2 separate regions of the Homo sapiens genome follow, and region 1 is linked to region 2. The links are chromatin contacts, found by Hi-C in ENCODE. All regions are on one chromosome and are shown on one strand. The core of a region is the stretch at or near the end of the contact, and the rest is flanking DNA. Distances in the headings are between cores, read along the strand shown. Region 1 holds the start of TMEM135 (transmembrane protein 135). Region 2 holds the start of ME3 (malic enzyme 3).

Region 1 (3,085 bases), core at 536-3,035, 370 kb after region 2:
GCCATGTGATTAAGCTTTGTCCAAGGAACGTAAGTTGTAGTAGTTTGTATGGATCTTCTGGGAAGTTTTTTTAAAAACAGGAAGTATGCCCTTTTCTCCCCGCCCCCGCCCCCCCGTTTTTTTTTTTTTTTTTTTTTTGAGATAGAGTCTCTCTCTGTTGCCAAGGCAACAGTGGTGTGATCTTGGCCCACTGCAACCTCTGCCTCCTGAGTTCAAGCGATTCTCCTGCCTCAGTCCCTGAGTAGCTACGATTACAGGAGCGTGTCACCATTTCTGGCAAATTTTTGTATTTTTAGTAGAGACAGGGTTTCACCATGTTGGCCAGGCTGGTCTCAAACTCCTGACCTCAAGTGATCCACCCGCCTCAGCCTCTCAAAGTACTAGGATTACAGGTGTGAGCCACCGCGCCCGGCCTCTCTTCCCCTTTTGCTGGTCTTCCTGGCTAGCATGTTGATGTCATGTTATTTTCTAAGTTAGGGTGGAAATCACAGGTAGCAGATGGCATAGCAAACTGTCACAAAGAGGCTGGGATCCCTAATCGTTATGGAGCCACCATTTTATTCTAGGACTGCCTACCTTTACCTGAGAGAAAGATACTTTTATCTTTTTGCCATTGTTGTTTTGGACTTTTCATCTGAGTATTTCTCTTTTATTTTCTTCAAACAACTACACCTATCTGATATTATCTTGTTCAGTTTTCTTTGTTATTTTCTGTCTTCTCCCTCTAGAATACTAGCTTCGTGAAAATAAAAATCTTGTCTCTCTTGTTTCTGTTTGTTTCCTTAGCACAGTGCCTGGTAAATAGTAATGACTCAGTAAATATTTGTAGATGAATGAATGAAGACTAGAAGATTCGAATGGAATTCTTCTAAAGGTAGTTCGTTTCTGCTTTAAGAGACTATGGAATTTAGAAATCCAAAGAAACTGGCAGGTTTGTTACATGTGAGGAGATTGACAGAGGGGTTATATGACTCAAGCAACACAGGACCCTTGTCTTGCTAATTGTTGGCCAAGTTCCCTAGCCAGGTCTGAGTTCTAACACACGACTGCCGCCTCTACTGTGTGTGCTGTTTGGTTGATAAGCACCTATCAAAGATGCTGTAGACAGGATTGCTCCGTGGCCTAAGGTTTGGACAGGATGACCTATTGCCCTTCCCCACACACGGTCGGGGTATGAACATAGCTGAGACTTTTCAAGCCTTCGCAGGTATCACAGAGCTTGGAAAGCCCAGCACTTGGGGGTAGTTAGTTGCAACTAGCAGGCAGCCCTAGCTGTTTATTACCTGGGACTCTCGGGAAGGCAAGCTCCCGGTGCTGGGGAGGACGTTTGTCCCAGGCATTCCTCTGGCAACCCTCTTCCTCCACCAGCTCCCAACAAAGACATTTAATCCCTTTCTTCCACTACCCTCCGCTCTACTTGGCTTGCAGTTGGAAGCTGAAGTACAATTTGACCCAAGCCACCCCCTACTGCGCACCTGCCATAGCGCTTGCGCCCCGGAGCCGGGCACGGCGTCGCGGGGGTGGGGAGGCGGCTCGTCCCCGAGCTGCGCTCCCTCGCGTACAGCCTCGGCTCTGGGTGCGAAGATCCTCTCTGCCTCCGCTCACCCAGCCGCGCCGCCGCGCGGGAACGCGCCCCAGCGGATGCCCTCTTGAGGGAGCGCGCACGCGCCGCCTCTCCCCGCCTCCCCGGTGCGCGTCCCGCCCCCTTGAGCTGCGATACGCCGAGCGCTCAACATCCGAGGACTTTGGCCCAGAGTAACCCCGCTCTCGTGACCTTTCCCCTCCATTCCGCACCTCCGAGTGCTGGCCGGGCGAGAGGCTGGCGGCTGGGCTCTCGCGCCCCTCCCTGCAGGGCTCAGGCTCTCCCCCTCCTGTCTTCTCCGCGCTGTTCCTCGTCATGGCGGCCCTCAGCAAGTCCATCCCTCATAACTGCTATGAGATCGGCCACACTTGGCACCCTTCCTGCCGGGTCTCCTTCCTGCAGATCACCGGGGGCGCCCTGGAGGAGTCCCTGAAGATCTATGCTCCTCTGTACTTGGTGAGACCCGTCACCCGTCCCGCAGGGCGAGTTTAGTCTGGAAGATGGGCCGGGGGCTGCAGTTGGTGCTCCCGAGGGGCTCTGGGGGACTTGCCTTGTGTCGGGCTCTCTTTTGGAGGGGTCGGAGTGTTTTGGGGGGTCGGTAGGGGGAAGGGGGAGGTCGCAAGGGAAGGATATACCAATTCCTGCAAGGGAGAAGGAGGAGGGGAATTAGAGATTGAGCTGTCATCTGAATGCCTGTTGCTAGGAAGAGGATGGCTCCCAACTTTTAGAATTAAGTTTAGGACACTTAAAAACGTTAATTCAAAGACCAGCCTTATTTTCCTCTGGCCTGCCTTGTGATGGAGAGGTATTTGTAGGTCAGCGAGGCTATGAGAAGGACCTGCAATCTTTCCTCATCTAGTTTCCCCTGTTTTATTTTGCTTTTTTTTTTTTTTTTTTTTAATGAAGAAGGCATATTTGGCCCTAAGTCCCTGTGGCCTCAGATCTTGACTCAGTTTTGAGATGACAGGATTGTGATTTGGGGGTTTTGCAAGTGTTTTTGCAAGTTCACAGAACAGACTCCTGGGTTGAGATTGTGTGTGGTGATTTAAAGGGTGATGCCAGTCTTTCAGTCAGTGAACTTGGTTAGGACATCTGACTTTGTGTCACCTAGGACCTTCTGTTACACAACTTTACATACAGGGCAATTAATAGGGAATATTTGGCAGTATGTATATGTAACACTGAGGACTATTAAAGATGCTCTTAAATGTTCTCCGCAAAATCTTTTTTTCAATAATCTTATCCTTGATATTAAAGATTTATTATTACTTTGGCCATTGAAGTGCATTGTCTCATTTTCTTGCCTTACAGTTTGTGTCCTAAGAAGACAGATCATATTTTTTGTATGTCTTCTAAAAGTTTCAATATTCAGCAGATGATCAATTATTATTTCTCATTGAAGTAATTTAGATTTATACCCTAATGTTCCTGAAAGTGTGTCATGGCTGTATCTGTAGTACTTCTTGAAAAGTCTGATTATGTATTTCAGAGATAACACAGGAG
Region 2 (3,018 bases), core at 141-2,640:
TATAAGTCTAGACTTTTCCATCCTTGCTCTCAAATTAATCTTTTTCTCAGAATAATAATCATAACCTTATTTATTCTCCCACTGGGTACCAGGCACTGTTCTAACGTACCCCCATTTTCTACCCGCATTTTCTCTTTAGATCTCACGACATTCCTAAGACAATTATATCTCTTTTACAGATAAGGAAACCTAGGCTCATGTAGGTTAAATGAACTGCCCAAGACCAATAAAATTAGTAAGCATCAAGGGGAGAGCTGACCGCAGGTCAGACTGACCGCGAGGATCTAAACCTGGTCTGTGTTGTTACTGCAGAAGAAATTAGGCTCCCTGCATTACTGGTCGCCTCTCTCCACGCATAAAAGGGAGAGGAGGGACAAGAAAGCCAAACCAAGTCACAACAAGCCCCTGCAAGGCAAAAACAGAAAAACCGCTGGAAGGGCGCCCGGGAGGATCCTTTCTGGGTCCAGGGGGCGGGGCGCAATTTTCCGGCAGCCACGGGATCGCAACGCGGGCCGTCCTGCCCTCTGGCCCATTACCTTGTTGAGATGAGGGTTCCTGGTGACATCGTATCCGCGCTTCTTCAGGGGCACAGGGCGCGCCGGGCCAGGCTTGGAGTGGCAGCCTTGGGCGGGCGCGGTGGGTGTCCAGCGCGGGAGGGCGCCGCAGGCCCGGCCCGGCCAGGGAGCCAGCCGCGTGCCTGTCCCCAGCGCGGCACCCATGGTCCTTGGCAGACCTGGCACGGGAGAGAAAGCAAGGTCAGGGCCTCCTTCCAGCCAGCCAGGACCCACGCGCGCTGCGGGGCACCGGGCCTGATCCGGGGACGCGCCCTCTGGGAGAGGGCAGGTGCTCCCAAAGGGTTAAATGTTCCAGCCCCCGCCACTCCTCGGCTGCCACCTGCTCGGCTCCGCGCGGGGCGCCAGGCCTAGCCAAGAGCCAGGCAAAGCGAAACCAAGCCCTGGAAGCAGATCCGGTGCGGGTGACAGCCGGCGCCACCCCTGCCCCCATCCCTGTGAAAAAGAGGCGACTGCGCGGCGAGGGGTCCCCGTACCCCTAATCCCGCGTGGTGGCTTGCCTCGGTCCTCTCCTTCCCTGGCCCACCTGCGCTGCTCGGGGAGCTGAGGTCTACGCGGTCCCGCTGCGGAGCAGGCGGGGTGAGGAGCTGCGGTCTGTGAGTCCTCTCCCGCCAATGGGTGGACCGCGCTGGCGGCCGCGAGCTCGCGGAGCTGGTGAGTTCCTCAAAGAGCGGTCCCACAACCTTTGTTCTCAGTGCCTGGCTTCCCCTGAGGACGCGCGTGGGGCGCCTCAGCACTGCGTGCACGTGGTTTTCCCCAGTGACAAGAAGCAGCTCAGAATGCCCGCCTGAGACTCTCCATCTTGGCAAGACTAAATGCACAGAGGGGGATTTGCGTTTGGGGGTCAGCATATCCTCGCACTCTCCCAACATTCGGGGAAGGGCGTGCCTTCAGGATTTGGAGTAGAAATCCTCAGGCATTCGGTGCTCAGTGTTGCCTTGTGCTGTCCAATATAATAGCCATTCGCCACGTGTGGCTATATAAACGTAAATAAATTAGTCTATATAGAATAAAATTTAACATCCAGTTCTGCAGTCACGCTAGCCACATTTCCAGTTCAAGAGCCACTTGTATGCAGATACAGAACATTTCTGTTTTTGCGGATACTTCTATTAAGCATCATTGACATAGGAGCCACAGTTACTAAGAGGACTTCTGAGGACCCCATGGAGTTTGCCATGGGTTATTGGGGCCAGACAGGGATCTTGGGGTCCATCTAGCCCCAAACTTAATTTTATACTTTCTCCACACAGTAGTCAGGAGATTCCTTTTAAAGCAAACACTTTGTTGTGTGTGGAATAAAATCCAAACTTTCAGGGCCTACAAGATTTCCCATAAACTGGCTCTTGCCAGCCTCTTCAGACTTATCCTACTCTACTCTTTCCTTCTCACTGATCTCTGGCCATACTTGATCCTTCCTGTGTCTTCACCCCACTTGGTTCCCTCCCACTGCAGGGCCTTTGCACTTGCTATTGCCTCTCCTTGGAAGGCTCATACTCCAGCCTTGCAAACCACTACTTCATTCCCACCTCTCAGTTCTCCACTAAGTTGTCAACTCGAAGGCCTTTCCTCTATCCCATTCAATGTCAGCCTGCACTAGGAACTATAGAGTGAAGGGGTTTTTCTCTTTAGAGAACTTAACACAGTCAGTAGCGCGCTTGTTTTTCTGATTGTTTACTGACTATCTCCTGTCTAGAATGTAAGCTTCATGAAGAGAGGCTCTTTGCCTGTGAACCTGTGTGTCCTCACTGCCTAGCTCACTGCCTGGTATGTAGTTGCACAATAAATAGTTGTTAGGTGAAGGGAAGTGGCAGCCACTTTCATAAGGATCGTGAACCCTTAGACTTACTGACAGACAGTTGGCACGGTCCTCTGCTGACACCCCTTCAAAGCTCCCGGTGCCAGCATTAGCCCCGTTGTAAGTACCAAGCAGACATCATGGCCCATAATGTGCTAAGGGGTGCTCCTGCCTGAGTTCAGGATTCCCTCATCCCTTCAGGAATAATCGTCTCCTCCTGCAGTCTCTCTCCTCCCTGTGTAATATCTAATTTTCAACTTGAATGATCTACGTAAAATAGTTATTTCCAAAACAGAATTACAATTACCTGGTAGGAAATAAGGATGGGGCAAAAATACAGCTTTCCAGGCCCCATCCATGAAGATTCTCATCCAGTAGGGTTTACATCCCTGAAGTCAGGTTTACTCTTGGACTGCATATTTACATAAGCTTATAAATGATCTTTTTTTCTGCCTTAAACCAGTTTGTGTCAGATGTGTGATTGTGTGCAACCAATAGTATTAACTAAATCCTTTCAACACTATTTTTATATTGGCACTTCTTCCCACCAGTCAACATCTTTGGGGGGCAGAGATCATGTGTGTTTCCATCTTTGGTATCTAGTGCATGCAAATATTTGGAAATTGATTGTTGAACCAGTTTGCCCTT

The links. Hi-C counts contacts between places; a loop is a spot of excess contacts on that map. Pooled maps may share reads with other maps.
Region 1: a loop to region 2 is called in a map of naive thymus-derived CD4-positive, alpha-beta T cell, with 8 times the contacts of the local background. The contact joins the promoter of TMEM135 here to the promoter of ME3 in region 2. A Hi-C loop is called at or near these places in 2 of 168 maps with a recorded cell type or tissue (naive thymus-derived CD4-positive, alpha-beta T cell and transverse colon) and 7 of 50 pooled maps.

What each region holds. Positions count from the first base shown.
Region 1 is chr11:87,036,149-87,039,233 of GRCh38, forward strand. TMEM135 (transmembrane protein 135) reads left to right here and starts at 1,786. Exons shown (of 15, transcript NM_022918.4): 1 at 1,786-2,038. The coding sequence starts at 1,898. It overlaps LOC105369422 (a long non-coding RNA gene), which reads right to left and starts at 1,647. Exons shown (of 5, transcript XR_007062827.1): 1 at 1,476-1,647. RefSeq lists an enhancer at 1,261-1,761 and a silencer at 1,418-1,807.
Region 2 is chr11:86,671,226-86,674,243 of GRCh38, forward strand. ME3 (malic enzyme 3) reads right to left here and starts at 1,391. Exons shown (of 15, transcript NM_001161586.3): 1 at 1,099-1,391; 2 at 537-733. The coding sequence starts at 719.